Regions from separate parts of the Homo sapiens genome. Here region 1 is linked to region 2. The links are chromatin loops, found by intact Hi-C in ENCODE. Cell type or tissue: endothelial cell of umbilical vein. All regions are shown on one strand. Each heading gives the region's core, and the rest is flanking DNA. Links, peaks and the distances in the headings are about the cores only.

What was found. A loop is a pair of places that touch in the nucleus more often than their neighbours do. Peaks named below come from ENCODE experiments on the same cell type or tissue, not always from the same donor. Only the 100,000 strongest peaks of a DNase experiment are listed, where the experiment ranks them.
Region 1: a loop joins it to region 2, with 2.2 times the contacts of the local background. A loop is called at or near these places in 2 of 110 quality-filtered maps.

What each region holds. Positions count from the first base shown.
Region 1 is chr2:203,399,422-203,408,844 of GRCh38, forward strand. ABI2 (abl interactor 2) reads left to right here. Exons shown (of 12, transcript NM_001375670.1): 9 at 3,155-3,313. Among named protein-coding and RNA genes, the nearest start is that of ABI2, 76 kb to the left of the region's middle. In endothelial cell of umbilical vein, for the core only: no CTCF peak of the experiment used is centred there; a DNase peak (open chromatin) is centred at 4,620; H3K27ac peaks cover 2,969 bases.
Region 2 is chr2:203,275,651-203,285,073 of GRCh38, forward strand. It overlaps CYP20A1 (cytochrome P450 family 20 subfamily A member 1), which reads left to right. Exons shown (of 13, transcript NM_177538.3): 7 at 2,923-3,038; 8 at 4,409-4,463. Among named protein-coding and RNA genes, the nearest start is that of CYP20A1, 41 kb to the left of the region's middle. In endothelial cell of umbilical vein, for the core only: no CTCF peak of the experiment used is centred there; a DNase peak (open chromatin) is centred at 5,271; H3K27ac peaks cover 909 bases.

The sequences.
Region 1 (9,423 bases), core at 833-8,832, 120 kb after region 2:
TTTATATTCTAAATATATGTCCTTTATAGATTATGAGTTACAAATATTTTCTTCCATTTTGTGATTCGTTTGCTTATTTTCTATTTTTTTGGCGGGGGGAGGAGGGGCGGGCGGACAGAGTTTCACTCTTGGTGTCCAGGCTGGAGTGCAATGGCAGGATCTCAGCTCACTGCAATCTCCGCCTCGCGGGTTCAAGCGATTCTCCTGCCCAGCCTCCCAAATAGCTGGGATTACAGGCACCCACCACCATGCCCAGCTAATTTTTGTATTTTTAGTAGAGACGGGGTTTCACCACGTTGGCCAGGTTGGTCTTGAACTCCTGACCTCAGGTGATCCGCCCGCCTCAGCCTCCCAAAGTGCTGGGATTACAGGCGTGAGCCACTGGGTCCAGCCTGTTCATTTATTTTTTTGATGTTGTATTTCAAATAGCAGAAATTCTTCATTTTTATTAAGTGTTATTTTTCAAAATTTTTTTAAATGAATCGTGCTTTGATGGCATATCTAAGAACTCTTTACCTGAAGTCATAAAGATTTTGTTCTGTGTTTTCTTCTAGAAGTTTTTAGTTTCAGGTTTTATCGCTAGGTTTATGATAATTAGGTATATATATTTTTAAAACCCCAAATGGTAAATCGACTCATTAATAGTGTGAATAGTGTCTTTTTTTTTTTTTTTTTTTTTTTTTTTTGAGACAGAGTCTCACTCTGTCACCCAGGCTGGAATACAGTGGCAATCTCGGCCCACTGCAATCTCCGCTGCCTGGATTCAAGTGATTCTCCTGCCGTAGCCTCCTGAGGAGCTGGGATTACAAGTGTGAGCCACCACACCCAGCTAATTTTTTGTATTTTTAATGGAGACAAAGTTTCACCGTGTTGGTCAGGCTGGTCTTGAACTCCTGATCTGAAATGATCCACCCGCCTCCACCTCCCATAGTACTGTGATTAAAGGCCTGAGCCACCATGCCCAGCCCATGTGAGGTTTTAGACTAGATCTAACTATATAAAATTCATAATGATGTTAATCCAGATGTTTTTAACTTGATCGTAGGTTTGTATTAGTTTGCTATAGATTAATTACTGAAATGCTAATTGTATTCAGTGGTTCAAATAACTAAATATGCCTTTTAAATCATAGTTTATATGTTTTCATTTTTATCATGGTTACAGAGGCTTCTCAGTTGATAGTGGATTATGTTTAAGCTTGAGTGCTTAAGTTTTTGATACACATGTAAGATGTTTAAATGTTATAACAAGCCTTGAGTGCTCTTATAATCCTTATATGACTCCATATGAATCTAAGCTTGGTAAACTTTCAGCTCCTGTAGAACAATTTTAGTCATATAAAACCATTTTATAATCATAGACAAGATGAAAAATTGTCAAAGTGTTGTTTTCCTCTAATACTTTTAATTAAAATTACCAAGAAGATAGTCTCATATTAAGGTAGAATAAAGATGGTAAGACTCAGCTGAGAAATATGAAGCCTGGAAGAGGATATGACTGCAGTGTTTGATCATGAAGATTTCAACAAATCAAGCATTCATCAAATTCCATATTACATAAGTCTTATCTCACTGTGTTTCAAGTAGTTTATTTTAGAATTTAAAAAATTTCAGGATAACCTTAGGCACAAATGGATAGATGAGTGTGCCAGGTATCATCTGTTCCTCCAGTCCCCCCTCCTCTACTCTCCCCTCTTCTCCAGTAGGCTGACCTCCATGAAATGTTTCAGTGGATTCTTTTGCCCTCTGGCTTCCTGTTGGGTTTAGCAAAAGTGTTTTTTTTTTCCTTTTCACTTATCTCCTCCTTTTCTCCCTTTCTCTTTCTCCTTTCCTTTCCCCTCTGCTATCCTCTTGCCCTCCTCCACCTTCATCTCCTCCTCCTCTACCTTCCTGTCCCCTTTCCGCTTTCTTCTCCACCTGCTTATTTCTCCGCCTCCTCTTCTCTCTTGCCCTCCCCTTCTCCCTTGTCTGCTATTGTGCTCTCTCATGGGTGCTGTGGTGCTCTGTCTGTAAGAAAAAGTTCTCAGCTTAATGTAGGTGGGAGTGCAGTCAAGGTAAAGTTTAGGGAGTGGATTATATTATTAGGAAACTGATGGATTATGGAATCATGTCTCCAGTTGACATTAGCTGTGGAAGAACTCTCAAGAGAGCAAAATACAGTGAAATTGATGATAACTATATATGGACTTAGGGATGATATTAAAAATAAGATATATTTTGACCCTCTTTTTATATCTTAATTTTTTTCATGATTGTAAATTTTTTAGATTTTAATTTTAAGACAAAGTAATGTAGCTTTCGTGGTAGATTTTTTTGATTAAAAGAAAGAAATGTTTGATTTGGAATTACGTCATTTAACCTTTTGTTGAAATACTTCATTTTCCTTTAACCATACTTTTTTGCTACCTTACGTTTATTATTATTTATTATTTTGGAATAAGACTGTGTGTCAAACATTTTTTCTCTTGCTTTCCCAAACATCATTCTTGTCGATTTTAGTTTTCAGTGTTCAGTGGCTGTATTTTGGGGGTGGAGTAGATAAATTTTAATTAATTGTGATGATTTTGAAACCCCATCAGATTTTTAATTTAGTGAAATAATAGTGTTAAGTAGCAAACTATTTATTTATTTTGAGACAGAGTCTCACTCTGTCACCCAGGCTGGAGTGCAGTGGTGCAATCTTGGCTCACTACAACCTCTGCCTCCTGAGTTCAAGTGATTCTTACGCCTCAGCCTCCCGAGTAGCTGGAATTACAGGCGCACGCCACCATACCTGGCTAATTTTTGTGTTTTTAGTTGAAACGGGGTTTCACCACGTTGGCCAGGCTGGTCTGAAACTCCTGACCTCAAGTGATCTGCCTGCCTTGGCCTCCCAAAGTGCTGGGATTACAGGCATGAGTCACTGCACCCGGCCCTAATTAGTAAACTATTTAGACATAACTTTCCAAACTTAATCATATTTTTGTTTGCTTTTCTGCTTTTGTACTCTGATATAATATCAGCGAACAATAACTCACCTTGCATTGTATATTTCAGATACCAGTTAAACTAGCTGTTATTTTTAATTCTTAAGATTTAGGCATTGTACATAAAGTATTTAATGATCTGAGATAATTTTCTTTTAATGACATATGTATGTTCTATCTCTTTTTCAGGTCATCCTGTACAGTTCTACAGCATGAATAGGCCTGCCTCTCGCCATACTCCCCCAACAATAGGGGGCTCGTTGCCCTATAGACGCCCTCCTTCCATTACTTCACAAACAAGCCTTCAGAATCAGATGAATGGAGGACCTTTTTATAGCCAGAATCCAGGTTAGTTTTTTTGTTTTTTTGCATTCTATAGAATGTATTTAATTAAAAACCTTCAACTACAAAAAACCCTTAATTACAAATAGTGCATGGTAGGTGGTTAGCACCATTTGTTGAATGAATGGGAGAATGAATGAATTGTAGGTTGTTAATACTGTATCTTTCAATTCTTTAAAAAAAAATCAGTATGTGATTTCCACGTAAAGTCATACAACTTAGTTTTTCTGAGCAGAATTTTTTTGAATATTTTAGTGGTTATTTGCTTTTTAAAATAACATTGTGGTGAATGGTATTTCCTTTTTATTTAATCAGACATCCTTACTTTTAAATAACAAATAATGAAAGTTGTGTGCACATGAACAGAATTTAGAAGTGGCAAAGGAAAAGAGAACATTTTTGAAGCTACTTTGTGCTAGGGAATTATACTAGCTTATACAATTCTCATACCAAACCCATGGTGGAAAAACTAGGAATTGGGTAAATTGAATCAGATATAATAATTACACTAAATAATCGGTTGTATCATGCATGCAGAATAACTAATCTGGAACATATTTAATAATTATTATTTTGTTTACTCCCCAGAGAGGGCAAGAACAAATATTAGACACCATGGCTATTGTGGACATGGTATGTCAACTTACTGCTTTTTTCTGTATTTTTGCCAGGAAGCCAGTAAGCCTATGTGTGAACACCTCTCATACTGGGTTCAACTCATTCCATTTTTGATAAGCCTTGAATTTTATGGAGCTGCAGTTTGTCTCTGTGGCTGTGACCTATAGTGATATTCTTTGAAAGAGTCTTGCAGAAGAAATTTGATCCTCCAACATAAACACTTAATTTAAATAATGTTTTTATATTATCTCATTTGATTCTTAGAATCACGTACAAAATAAGATTGGTGATCATTTTCTTATATCTTATAGGTAAGGAAAATGAGGCTGAGGTGATGGTCAGGTTAGGATTTGAACTTAGGTTTTCTGACTCTAAGTTCCATGTTCTTTCTTTCTGTTTTTTTTTTTTTTTTTTTTTTAAATTGAGATGGAGTCTCGCTCTGTTGCCCAGGATGGAGTGCAGTGGTGTGATCTCTGATCACTGCAATGCCTGCCTCCTGGGTTCAAGAGATTCTCCTGCCTCAGCCTCCTGAGTAGCTGGGATTACAGGCACCCACGACCACACCCAGCTAATATTTGTATTTTATTGTAGAGACAGGGTTTCACTATGTTGGCCAGGCTGGTCTTAAACTCCTGACCTTAAGTGATTCACCCACCTCAGCCTCCCAAAGTGCTGGGATTACAGGCGTGAGTCACCGTGCCTGGCCTAAGTTCCATGTTCTTTCTATTGTCCTACCTACATATTTAAAAAATTTTTCTCTTATCCTCCCAAGTCTTCTCTTTTTTGGAGGGGAAGGCGGATGAAAAGATGTGATATAAAGTGCATGAAAGCCTGAGACCTTGTCAGTCTTTTATACAGTTACATCCTGGAATATTGCTCAGGAACTGTTTGTTGAATGCCAAATGAATCCCTTGTTCATTTTTCCAAATCCCTTCACTGTTCTGGGTCCCTCTCGTAAATTAAGTGCTGTATCTGTAGTCCATCCAGTGCAAACCATAGTGTGAATACCAACTGCCTTAATTGATATATACTTCCCTTCTATCTTTTATCACGTTTAGTGTTTTTGGCTATGCCATTCTTTTTAAATCATTCTGAACTTAAATTTTGACAAAACTGCCCTTTTTATACATTTGCCTTTTAAACCATGTTTTCAAACTCACATTTGTTCAGGAGCACGGGATTACAGGTACCTGCCACCACGCCTGGCTAATTTTTGTTTTGTTTTGTTTTGAGACAAAGTCTTGCTCTGTCACCCAGGCTGGAGTGCAGTGGTACAATCTCGGCTCACTGCAACCTCTACCTCCCGGGTTCAAGCGATTCTCCTGCCTCAGCCTCCCAAGTAGCAGGGATTACAGGCACCTGCCACTACACCCAGCTAATTTTTGTATTTTTAGTAGAGACAGGGTTTCACCATATCGGCCAAGCTGGTCTTGAACTCCTGACCTCAAGTCATCCACTTGCCTTGGCCTCCCAAAGTGCTCAGATTACAGGTGTGAGCCACCGCACCCGGCCTATACAGGGATATTTCATGCTTTGTTCGTGTATGCTCCAAAATAGTCCTATGAGAACTCTGTAGGTAGAATTTATTTGAAGGCTGTTTAAGCACATATTTAAATGCATTTTATAATACATACTTCAATAGTTTCTTTGTAAATCTGATTTTCAAATGCTTGAAAGTATATGTTAAAGTAAAAAGATCCCCACTTTATGGAATGATTTTAATGAAAAGTATTTTTCTCACTCATGGAAGTAAGGTGAATTGGGATTGTTAGGCTTTCTGTGTAATGTGTGAGTCAATTTAGTTGTGCTTTTTTGTTTTTCTGTACTCTGCTCTATTAAGTTCTGCCTTTCATCTCCAGGGATTTGATAACTGTTTAAAGTGGGTGGCCACAGCATTGTTAGTTGGTTAATCAGAGTACTTTTTGTAAACTAATTTTTTTTTAACTAAACCATTTTCTTGGAAAAGCTCTTTTTGCAAGACTTAATGATTTGTGAATCAGTGTTCTAAGGCTGTTAGATGTACTTTTATTTTATATTCATTAGAATATTATTTATGAGTCAAGCACTGTGGCAGGTGCCTGCAGTCCCAGCTCCTCAGGAGGCTGAGGCAGAACGATTGGTTGAACCTAGGAGATGGAAGTTTCAGTGAGCCGAGATTGTGCCACTGTACTCCAGCCTGGGCAACAGAGTGAGACCCTGTCTCAAAAAAAAAAAATTATGTAAGTCTCCTGTATTACTCCCAGTAGCCCTGCAATTGTCCCTATTTTTTTCATATTTACAATGAGAATATTTGTTGTGCTTTCTCAAGTAACTAATTCTCTGATTTAACAAAAATGATCTGAAGTGTGTGTTTTATGAGCTTTTTTTTTGGGGGGGTAATTGGAGTCTTGCTGTGGTTGCATGCTTCTGAGGAAGTGAGCTGACAATCTTTGGAAGGTTTCATGTGAATATAAATTCAGTGGGGTTCTGTGAGGTGTAAATCTAGCAGTGCTGTTACTATATTTGTTAATGTACAATTTGATCTGAGTTTGAAAAAGGGCAATTATAACATAGGAGTTAAAATATGGAACACCCAGTGTCTAGTGCCAAGTCTTAGGAGCACAATAATTGTTTTTTTCATGAGATTATTTCAGAAACAAGTTATTGAAAGGAAAGGAACCCTTTGATCAGGGCATAACTGAAATCCCTTTGGTTCTCATTATTTCTTAATCTAATCCAGCCAATGAAATAGGAATACCAATTTATCATTAATCTTGCCAGTGGTAAGGAGGGGGTCATAGAAACACATAGGGCTAATTATGAGTTAACAGTCTCTACTTTAAATGTAAATATGAAACACCTTGGTGGTCAAGAAGAATATACATATATCTACATGTGAGTATGTGTACATATACTTACATAAGCCTTGTTTGTTAAGGAATCAGTAATGTAGCATGTAAGTATTGAAGACTTTAGGAGAAAGTAGCCTGTATTTTACTGCTCATATTTTCTTAAAAGCTTTTGAAAAAATCTAGTTCATAAAGTGAATGTTGGTTCCAAGAGATGTGTCTATATATAGTTCTATGAGATATAGGAGTTTCTGAATGGGTATGCTGTTTCACAAAGAGAAAGTGTCAGGCTTAGTAACCCCTGAATGGTTTTAAAAGCGACTAAAAAAATAGGAAACAATGTTGGGATGGTGCTGTTCCAAAATAAAAAGCCATTTCACATATTCTCTAAATGATTTGTGAAGTTACAGCATCACCATAAATGTCTAAAACGTCTAGAAGAATACTGATGTGTTGGGGCTTTAGCAAAGTATAAATAAAGAGCAGGAGCAGGAAGATTTTTTTTTCTCCCCAAAGTCTTGCTTTGTTGTCCAGGCTGGAGTGCAGTGGCACAATCTTGGCTCACTGCAACCTCTGCCTCCTGGGTTCAAGCGATTCTCCTGCCTCAGCCTCCCGAGTAGTTGGAACTACAGGTGTGTGCCACCACGCCTGGCTCTTTTTTTTTCTTTAATAGAGACAAGCTTTCACCGGGTTGGCCAGGCTGATCTCCGACTCCTGACCTCAAGTGATCCAGTTCCATCTGGCGTAACAAAGGTCATCCCAAATTCTACTTTTCTCCACGGCAAACCTTTAACAAGGTGGTCGAAATTAATTCAGATACCACATCCTTTTCTTTTTGGACCATGTAAGATCTCATCTGACTAGAATGTCTGTGAGCCAGAATATACTGTCTTTCTTGGAGTTGAGCTGAAAACAAACCATTCTAAGAGAATTTAAGCAGAATTTTGAGCAAAGAATTGTTGCAATATTCAGTTCTAATCCTAGTCATTTTGTTACTGCTTTGGCCTCCCAAAGTGCTGGGATTACAGGTGTGAGCCACCGCATCCAGCCTGAATTCACTTTTACATACCTTTTGTTCTAAGTTGGTATTCATGTTTAGAAAATACTACACTTACACATTGTTTATTTCCTTCACTGGGAAAAAAACATAAGCATCTCAACTCGCATGGGCTATATAATATATATATCTCCTCTAAATGTGATGTTCAGTAATGACTTTAGAAGTAGTTTTTAGAGCGCTTATTTTGTCTAATATTCTCAGAGTATTTATAAAGCTGTAAAAATAAGATGTAAAAGCTTAATTTTATTTTTCCAAACTTTTTGAATTGGACATCTAAAATACAAGCTTCATTGATGCTTCAGAGGACTTTATAAATAACCAGGAAGGTTGTACTTGGAAAGTCTGTACATTTCATCAGCACAGATTCATCATTTAGGTTTGGATTGCTTGGAAAGCCTTTTACTGTTTATATCTAAACATTCTTGTATATTGTGAAAATTACATAACAATCTAAGTTTGGAGATCTTTTGGTGGTTATTGGGAAAGAGTCTTGTCTTATGAGGAATCATTTTAGCTAAATGAAATGAAAACAAGTTTGCTTCCTGCTCTTCTTTGCCTGTTCACAAAATGACTAGGATTAGAACTGAATATTGCAACAATTCTTTCCTCAAAATTCTGCTTAAATTCACTTAAAATGGTTTGTTTTCAGCTCAACTCCAAGAAAGACAGTATATTCTGGCTCACAGACGTTCTTGTCAGATGAAATCTTACAAGGTCCGAAAAGAAAATGATGTGGTATCTGAATTAATTTCGACCACCTTATTAAAGGTTTGTCCTGGAGAAAAGTAGAATTTGGGATGACCTTTGTAACCCCAGACGGAACTGAATTTTTGAACATGCCTTAGACTAGCTTTGAAAAAAGTCTAACTTGTTACCAAGTCATTCTTTTAAGGAAGAACTGCGATTGATCTTTCCCTGGCTGCTGGTGGACTTTTTTTTTTTTTTGAGATGGAGTTTTGCTCTTGTTGCCCAGGCTGGAGTGCAATGGCATGATCTCGGCTCACTGCAGCCTCTACCTCCTGGGTTCAAGCGATTCTCCTGGTTCAGCCTCCCGAGTAGCTGGGGTTACAGGCACCTGCTACCACACCTGGCTAATTTTTGTATTTTTAGTAGAGATGGGGTTTCACCATGTTGGCCAGGCTGGTCTTGAACTCCTGACCTCAGGTGATGCGCCCCCCTCGGCCTTCCAAAGTGATGGGATTACAGGCATGAGCCACCGTGCCTGGCTGCTGGTGTACTTCTTAAAACCACTATGGCTTCAGATTTTCACTTTCAGAAGTAGAAAAGAAATAAGCATATTCATCTTAAAAAAAAAAACCTCAGTCTACCCACAAAAAGACTGCTGTAGGTTAAGCACCTAATCATTCTTTTTTAGCTGAGTACCAAAAGGTCATTTTTTATATTTGGTAGAGAAACAGTGACTGAAGTGGGAAATTTCCCACTTTTCTGTTACACGGAAGGTTAGGTTACATGCCAACAGAAGAGGAGCATTTCATCTTGGATGTGAACATGTGCCTTGTCTCTACTCTTCTAGTGCCAGTTGCTGCCTGCTACTGTTTCTCAGTTTTATCTTTTTTGTCTATGCTACCTTCTCCTTTCTTTTTTTTTTT
Region 2 (9,423 bases), core at 714-8,713:
GCTTGTCTCAAACTCCTGACTTCAAGTGATCCACCCACCTCGGCCTCCCAAAGTGCTGGGATTACAGGCGTGAGCCACCGTGCCTGGGAATAATTTCTCATTTTAATCACTAATGTGTATTATATTGATTCAATTCTATAAATATTTAATGTAGATCTGTGATATCCTGGCATGTTTTAGATGCTGAGGAACCTAAACAAAATTTCTTGCCCTTGTGGCACCACATTCTAGTGGGAAGAGACAGACAGTAATCTAAATAAGTAAACTGAATAGTACATTAAAAGGTGAAAAATGCTGTAGACAAAAATAAAACCAGAAGGGGATAGGGAGTGCCGGGGGTTGGGAGATTGCAATTTTAAGTAATTATTAGGAAAGGCCTCACCAAGATGAGGTGACTTTTGAGTAAACACTTGCAAGAGATGAAACCACTCATGCAGAACATGTGGATACCCAGATGTTCAAAGGAAGAATATTCCATGTAGAGGAAAAGTAATTACAGAGTCCTTGAAGTAGGACTCTGCTGCTGTATTTGAAGTACAACAGGAAGGCCAGTATGGCTGGAATGAAGTGAGTGAGAAGAGGAGCAGAAGATGAGGTCAGAAAGACTGGAGACAGGAATGGGTTTTGTATGGCTTACAGACCATTGTGTGACTAGGTTGTTACTATGAGGTAGGAAGCCACTGGCAGGTTTTGAGCAGAGTTACCATCTGAGTTATGTTACAAAAGGATCACTTTGACTGGTATGATAGACTGTATGGGTCCAGAGCAAAAGCAGGGAAACTAGTTAGAAGGCTGCTGCAATAAACCAGGCATGAGAGATAATGTGGCTTGGACCAAGTGGCAGGCAACAGGAAATATAGAACAAGAAAAAAAAAAGGAGGAAGAAAATAATTTGGTACTTTGAGGGTAGACCTACCAACACTGGCTGACAGATTAAAATTAGGGTATAAGGGAGAGGGAGACACCAAGGTTTTTGGCCTAGTTGCAAAAGGAGGTTGTCGGGAAATAAGATGGGGAAGACTATGGGAAGATCCAGGATTTGGGGGAAAGCTCAAGAGTTCAGTGTTTGGTATGCTTCAGACAACCAAGTGCAGAGGTTGAGTTTGTTATTAGAGTTAGATACATGAGTCTGGAGCTGAAGAGAAAGAAGTCCTGACTAGAAATACAGATTTGGAAGTGCACGGTACATATATTGCACTGAAAGCCTTGAGATTAGAGATCACCAGGTAGTGAATATAGATAGAAAAAGGAAAGAGGTCCCAAAACAGCCCTGTCCTTGAGCATTTCATTACTGAGAAATTCAAGAGATTGAAAAAGAATCAAAAAAGGAGACAGAATGAGCAGGCAGTAAAGTGGGAGGGAAGTGTGGAGTCTAGGGGAGTATAGTCCTGGGAACCACATGAAAAAGTGTTTCTTGGCCGGGCGTGGTGGCTCATGCCTGTAATCCCGGCACTTTGGAAGGCTGACATGGGCGGATCACAAGGTCAGGAGATGGAGACCATCCTGGCTAACACGGTGAAACCCCGTCTCTACTAAAAATATAAAAAATTAGCCGGGCGTGGTGGCACACGCCTATAGTCCCAGCTACTCAGGAGGCTGAGGCAGGAGAATCGTTTGAACCCGGGAGGTGGAGGTTGCAGTAAGCTGAGATTGCGCCACTGCACCCCAGCCTGGGTGACAGAGGAACACTCTGTCTCAAAAAAAAAAAGAAAAAGAAAAAGTGTTTCTTGGAGAATACGTTATCAACATCATCAGTGATATGATAGGTCAAGTAAGATGAAGACTGAAACATTTGTGTATAATTTTATGGGCCATTGGATATCAGTTATTGATATCTTTTAGGTTTTTATTTTATATATTTATTTATTTAGAGATAAATAAAATATTTATTTATTTATTCTCTCGCCCAGGCTGGAGTGAAGTGGCACAATCTTGGCTCACTGCAACCTCTGCTGCCCAGGTTCAAGCGATTCTCCTGCCTCAGCCTCCTGAGTAACTGAGATTACAGGTGCCTGCCACTGAGCCCACCTAATTTTTGTATTTTTAGTAGAGATGGGGTTTTGCCATCTTGGCCAGGGTGGTCTTGAACTCCTGACCTCGTGATTCACCTGCCTCGGCCTCCCAAAGTGCTGGGATTACAGGCATGAGCCACTGCGCCCAGCCTCTTTTAGGTTTTTAGAAATTTGCTTTTCTGATTATCTCACATCTGTTTCTATCCCTAAATAAGTGATTCCTGATTTGGGAGAAGGAATGGAGTTAAGAAGACAGAATTTAGAAGGAAGGTGGATGATATCAGAGAAGAAAGGCTTATGTGTTTGGAGGCCTCTAAAGTGCTGGTATTAGGCCAGGTGCGGGTGGCTCACGCCTGTAATCCCAGCACTTTAAGAGGCCGAGGCGGATGGATTGCTTGAGCCCAGGAGTTTGAGACCGGCCTGGCCAACATGGTGAAACCCCGTCTCTACCAAAAATACAAAAATTAGCTGGGCGTGGTGGCATGTCTGTAGTCCCAGCTACTTGGGAGGCTGAGATGGGAGAATCACCTGAGCCTGGGAAGTCAAGGCTGCAGTAAGCCAAGATCACACCACTACACTGCAGCCTGGGCAACAGAGCAAGACTGTGTCTCAAAAATAAAAGAAAAAGTCAAGTGCTGGCATTGCTCTACTTCTTGACCTAGGTGGTTGGTGGTGATTTATAATTATTCCTTAAACTGTACTTACATGCTTTGTGCACTTTTTTGTATGTATGTTAAATTTGGCAAAAAAGGAAGAAAATGATGAGTTTAAACATAAATTAGCTTTCTTTGTTGTTGGTTACTAACTTTGAAGGTTTTCTTCATATAGTAACATTGCACAGAATTATTTTTTTAAAGTTCAGTCTCCACTAATGCTTGTATTCTAAAATTATTTTGTTTTTTTCTCTAAGCCCTCATGCAACTGGAGTCTGTTTTAAGGAACATCATAAAAGAACGAAAAGGAAGGAACTTCAGTCAACATATTTTCATTGACTCCTTAGTACAAGGGAACCTTAATGACCAACAGGTGATATAATTGTTAAATGTTTATCAGGTAAAAAAATAAGCCAGAGCCAGGCACAATGGCTCATGACTGTAGTCCCAGCTACTTGAGAGGGTGAGGTGGGAGGATCACTTGAACCCAAGAGATCAAGGCCAACTTGGGCAATATAGCAAGACGCCATCTATAAAAAATAATGATAATCACACATATATACAGTGTGCTTTTCATTCACTTTAATCCAGATACCCTCCTAGAGTTCAGTGGCTTAAGAGAAGCATCATACATGTTTTTTTGGGTTTTTTGTTGTTGTTGTTGTTTTGAGATGGAGTCTCGCTATGTCGCCCGGCTGGAGTGCAGTGGCACGATCTCTGCTCACTGCAACCTCCACCTCCTGGGTTCAAGCGATTCTCCTGCCTCAGCCTCCCAAGTAGCTGGGACTACAGACGCGCACCACCACGCCCAGATAATTTTTCTGTATTTTTAGTAGAGACGGAGTTTCACCTTGTTGGCCAGGATGGTCTCTATCTCTTTCACATCATGATCCACCCGCCTTGGCCTCCCAAAGTGCTGGGATTACAGGTGTGAGCCACTGCACCCAGCTGCATCGTACATCTTTTATTGTACATCATTGGTAGTACAAGTACTTGGTCTCTATTATTTAGCTCTTTGAGGCAGCTGTATATTATTTAATATTATTAAATTGAGCCAAAATTCTTGAATTACAAAAGAGGAGAAGGACTTGTGTTAGGTGTATTAGACTAAATCACTTTGCCTGCTTGACCAGGTGTGGCAGTGTGGCTTGTTGACAATACTGCCAACATACCACTGCATTTGTGGTATTGTCAGGCCAGTGAGGTGAGTTGTTATTGCCACACCTCTTCATTGTAGGAATCTTCTGCCTCACTATACACATGCAAGTCCTTGTAGCCAGAAGTAGTTTGATATATGTTGGTGCAGAAATTGAATTTGGCTTCCAGGACAGGGATGAGATCTTCTGTCCTATTTCTGAGGCTTCATTGCTGTTTACTAGGCTAAGCCAGAAAAATAGGACCGAGTTTGTTTACCAAAGTAGATCATGAACCAGTAATACTCACAACAAATACCCTGATTTGATCATTACATGTTGTATACATGTACCGAAAATCACTTGTACTCCCAAAATACATACAACTATAGTTCATCAATTTTAAAAATATTTTTAAAAAGCAGTGTGGTATTTAGGTTGGTATTCACATTATACAGATTTGGTTTTTTGTTTTAGTGAAAACATCAAAATGAAATAATATACTTTTTTTTTCATTGACACTAATTTTATGCTGTAGATTATTTTAGCAGGGCCTAATATAGGCTACCTTACATTTTTCACACTTTCTAAACTTAGTTTTGTTTCCTAGATCCTAGAAGACAGTATGATATTTTCTCTGGCCAGTTGCATAATAACTGCAAAATGTAAGTATAAATTGATTTCTTTTTCAGAGGAATTACTAAATATATAGGCTGAGCACAGTGGCTCACACCTGTAATCCCAACACTTGGGGAGGCTGAGGTGGGAGATTGCTTGAGGCCAGGAGTTGGAGGCCAGCTCAGAAAACAGAGACCCTCTCTACAAAAAAAATAAGTTAACTGAGCATGATGGCCCGTGCCTGTAGTCTCAGCTGCTCAAGAGGATGAATCACGAGGATGGAGGCTACAGTGAACTGTGATTGTGCACTCCAGCCTGAAAACAGAGTGAGACCCTGTCTCAAAAAAAACAAGGCCAGGCATGGCAACTCACACCTGTAATCCCAGCACTTTTTGGGAGGCCAGGGCAGGAGGATCACTTGAGCCCAGGAGTTCGAGACCAGTCTGGGCAACATAGTGAGACCTCGTCTCTGCTAAAAATAACAATTAGCTGGGTGTGGTGGCGCATGCCTGTGGTTGCAGCCACTCGGGAAGCTGAGGCAGGATCATCACTTGAGCCCAAGAGATTGAAGCTGCAGTGAGTGATGGTCACACTATTGCATTCCAGCCTGGGCAACAGAGCAAGACTGTCTCAAAACAAACAAACAAAAATAAAACACTGTTTAGAGGACTTCTTTATAATTTTTCCCTCTTTTTTAGTCTTGTTTTAAAGGGCTGACTCACATAAGTGCTTTTTTTCTTAACCCCAAGTGCTTAAAGCCACCTCTGAAAATTGCCATAAATTTCTTGACACATTTTATGGATTGTGAATTCTTGTTAGTGCCTTTAAAATGAACTGCTGTTGACACCTTTCCAACCAAAACAGTGAGCTTTTCATTTCCTGCTGCTGCTTTCCACTTTGACTCCAAGCTAGTCTGCTATTACTAAGGTCTACCAACAAGAGTATATAGGCCACAGAAATCACGATTTAAAAGAACTCCTCTCGTTGGAATTGAAGGTGATTTTTATGTAAAATTGTAAAATATTTGATATGTTTCTAAGTTTCCTCACTTGGTTTTTAGATTGGTGGAGTACCATTTATTTATACAGTATTTATAAAAAATACTTCAATAGGCATAAAAATACACTAAGATAAAAATACTTAAAGGAAGTATTAGGGGACCAGGCAAGGTGGCTCACAGCTATAATGCCAGCACTCTGGGAGGCCGAGGTGGATGAATCACTGGAGCCCAGAAATTTGGGACCAGCCTGGGCAACACAGCGGAAACCCATCTCTATAAAAAATTCAAAAATTAGCCAGGCCTGGTGGCACACACTTGTAATCCCAGTTATGTAAGGAAGGCTAAGGTGGGAGGATCACCTAAGCCCAGGAGGTTGAGGTTGCAGTGAGCCATGATTGCACCACTGGACTGCAGCCTGGGTGACAGAGTGAGACCCTGTCAAAAAACAAAAGGAGGCCAGGCATGGTGACTCATGCCTGTAATCCCAGCACTATGGGAGGCTGAGGTGGGCAGATCACAAGGTCAGGAGTTCGAGACCAGCCTGACCAACATGGTGAAACCCTGTCTCTACTAAAAATACAAAAATTAGCCAAGTGTGGGGGCACATGCCTGTAATCTCAGCTACTGAGGAGGCTGAGGCAAAAGAATCGCTTGAACCCCAGAGGCAGAGGTTACAGTGAGCTGAGATCGCACCACTGCACTCCAGCCTGGGTGACAGAGCGACACTCTGTCTCAAAAAAAAACAAAAAACAAAAGGAAGTATTAGGACATGAATTTAAATTTTAGAAAATTTGTGTTCACTTGAAGGATTTCATTTATATCCCTCAATGTTTAAGGAAGCTTTCTTTAAAAGGATACAAATGTAAACGTCCCATAAATTTTTCTTCTTTAACATATAGAAATGTCCAGATACTATAGATGACTAAATTGAATTTAGGTAAGCATATGTCAAAAATAATGTATTCAACCTTTTTTTTTTTTTTTTTTTGAGACGGAGTTTTGCTCTTGTCACCCAGGCTGTAGTGCAATTGCGCGATTTCAGGTCACTGCAACCTCCACCTCCTCGATTCAAGTGATTCTCCTGCCTTAGCCCCCTGAGTAGCTGGGATTACAGGCGCCTGCAACTATGCTTGGCTAATTTTTGTATTTTAAGTAGAGACCATGTTGGCCAAGCTGGTCTTGAACTGACCTCAGGTGCTCCACCTGCCTCGGCCTCCCAAGGTGCTAGGATTACAGTCGTGAGCCACCACGTCCTGCCTTATTCAACCTTTTTTTAAAAATGCCTATTTGTTTGGTCCAGTGGTGCACACTTGTCCCAGCTACGTTGGAGGCTGAGGTGGGAGGATTGCGTGAGCCCCAGGAGTTTGCCTAACTTGGGCAATAAAACAAGACCCCAGCTTAAAAAAAATTAGTATAAAAATAGATTTAAAATCCTTGTTTTTAAAACGCATTACATTAAACCTAATATGTCTTTGCTAAAGACCTTTAAAAATCTAAATCACTTGTGCTCCGGACACCAAGAAAAGTGACTATTTCCAAGGTTGAATTAATATTTTAATCTTATTTTCAGTTTTTAGGGAGATTTTAGGAGTATTGCTATGTATTTGGATGTAGGTTAGTGGTTTTTTAAGTCTCCTCCGAAGTTTTTGAGAGAGTAGATAAATAAGAAACCTTAATAAGTCCTTACTCTGCCCCTTATTAGCCTTGGGCAAGATACTTATCTCTGCATTTTCCTCCTTTTCTAAAATAGGAGTTTAGCTCCAGATGACCTTCCAAGTTATCTCTAAGCTATGAAATTGTGTCTGATTCAGTATTGTATTTAAAACACATTAAGTGGCTTAAAATCACATTTTAAAGCTATTTTCAGTCATCATTTTTAAGAGTCCTACAAAGGAACCAGTGTGACAGGCTGGGCAATATAGTGGGACACAATCTCTACAAAAAAAATAATAAATTGTAGTTAGCTGTGCATGGTGGCATGTGCCTGTAGTCCCAGCTACTTGGGAAGCTGAGGTGGGAGGATCAATTTAGCCAGGAGATCAAGGCCTCAAGTGAGCTGTGATCACTACCACTGCACTCCAGCCTGGGTGACAGAGTGTGACCCTATCTAAAAAAAAACCCACAAACCAAAAGTCAATGTGAGAATTTTTTTTTTTTTTTTTTTTTTTGAGGCAGAGTCTCACTCTGTCGCCCAGGCTGGAGTGCAGTGGTGCAATCTCGGCTCACTGCAACCTCCACCTCCCAAGTTCAAGCGATTCTCCTGCCTCAGCCTCCCAAGTAGCTGGGACTACAGGCGCCCACTACCACACCTGGCTAATTTTTTGTATTTTTAGTAGAGACGAGGTTTCACTGTGTTGGCCAGGCTGATCTCGAACTCCTGACCTCGTGATCTGCCCGCCTTGGCCTCCCAAAGTGCTGAGATTACAGGCGTGAGCCACCACACCCAGCCAATGTGAGATTATTAAATTCATATTGTTATATTAATTTTTTTTTTTTTTTTTGAGACTGAGTCTTGCTCTGTCACCAGGCTGGAGTGCAGTGGCGCCATCTCGGCTCACTGCAACCTCTGCCTCCCGGGTTCAAGCAATTCTCCTGCCTCAGCCTTCCAAGTAGCTGGGACTAGAGGCGCGTGCCACCATGCCCAGCTAATTTTTGTATTTTTAGTAGAGACAGGGTTTCACCATGTTGGCCAGGATGGTCTCGTTCTCTTGACCTTGTGATCTGCCCGCCTCGGCCTCCCAAAGTGCTGGGATTACAGGTGTGAGCCACTGCATCCGGCCTGTTATATTAATTTTAAGTGATAATATAGTCAAGCAGAGTACAGGATTGACCACTGTGTGCAAATCTTTGTGGTGACTCCTTCAGTTGTATATTACTCTATGTTGTAAAATTGTGTGACATACATATTGTACACTGCACAAGTTTTCACATCACTTGTAAAATAGCAATTCTACAGTTCACTCAGAAGCCATAATGAAGAGGCATATGTAGGGAAAAGTTAAGGACAGGCAGTCACTCATGTTTTTTGTGAACTCTAGATATAAGAAAACTAATCAGAGTAATTGAGTACCAGGTTACTACTGATTTTAATGGTAACAATATTGGTAATAAGGTGAATCAGGCAAACTTTTTTTTATAAATTAACTTTGAGATAAGTTTAAGTTAACCCTTAGCGCAGGAAAGAGATCATTGGTAAGTAAAGTACAAGTTACTAGAAGGATATTAAAAAGTATTTGACACAGGAACAATAGAGCTACAGATGGTGTCAGCTCAAACATATTCTAGGGAAAGAGGTAGTATATATGTTCAGAAGTTTCCATTCTTTTAATAGTTATAATCCCAGTGTATTACTAAAGGAAATATAACTACTCTTTTTCCTCTGTTTTTTTCTCAACATGTAATTTCTTTACATTTTCATTTCTTCTGGTTTTTTTCTCAACATGTAATTTCTTTACATTTTCATTTCCTCAGTGAATACAATCCATAAACCAGTTTAAGCTAAAGTAAGCCATGAGCCAGTGATCTTCCCATTTTGGCGTTGAGATAAATTCGATATTCCATTTGTTAAAAGTACAGATGTTTGGACATTACCACAAACCTACTGAACCAGAATTTGTGAATGTGAGGTTATAGCATCAGCCATCTCCCAGGTGGTTTTTGAGAACCACTGCTTTTTTTTTTTTTTTTTTTTTTTTTTGAGACAGGATCTCACTTGATTGCCCAGGGTGGAGTGCAGTGGCACGGTCACAGCTCACTGCAGCCTCAACCTCCTGGGCTCAAGTGATCATCCCATCTCAGTCTCCCAAGTAGCTGGGACTATAGGCACACACCACCACACCCAGCTGATTTTTGAGTTTTTTGTAGAGATGGGGTTTTGCCATGTTGCCCAGACTAGTCTTGAACTCCTGAGCCTACGCAATCCCCCAGCTTCAGATTCCCTCCCAAAGTGATCCCCTCCGTGTGATCCCCTCCCGAAGTGCTGGGGTTACAGGTGTGAGCCACCACGT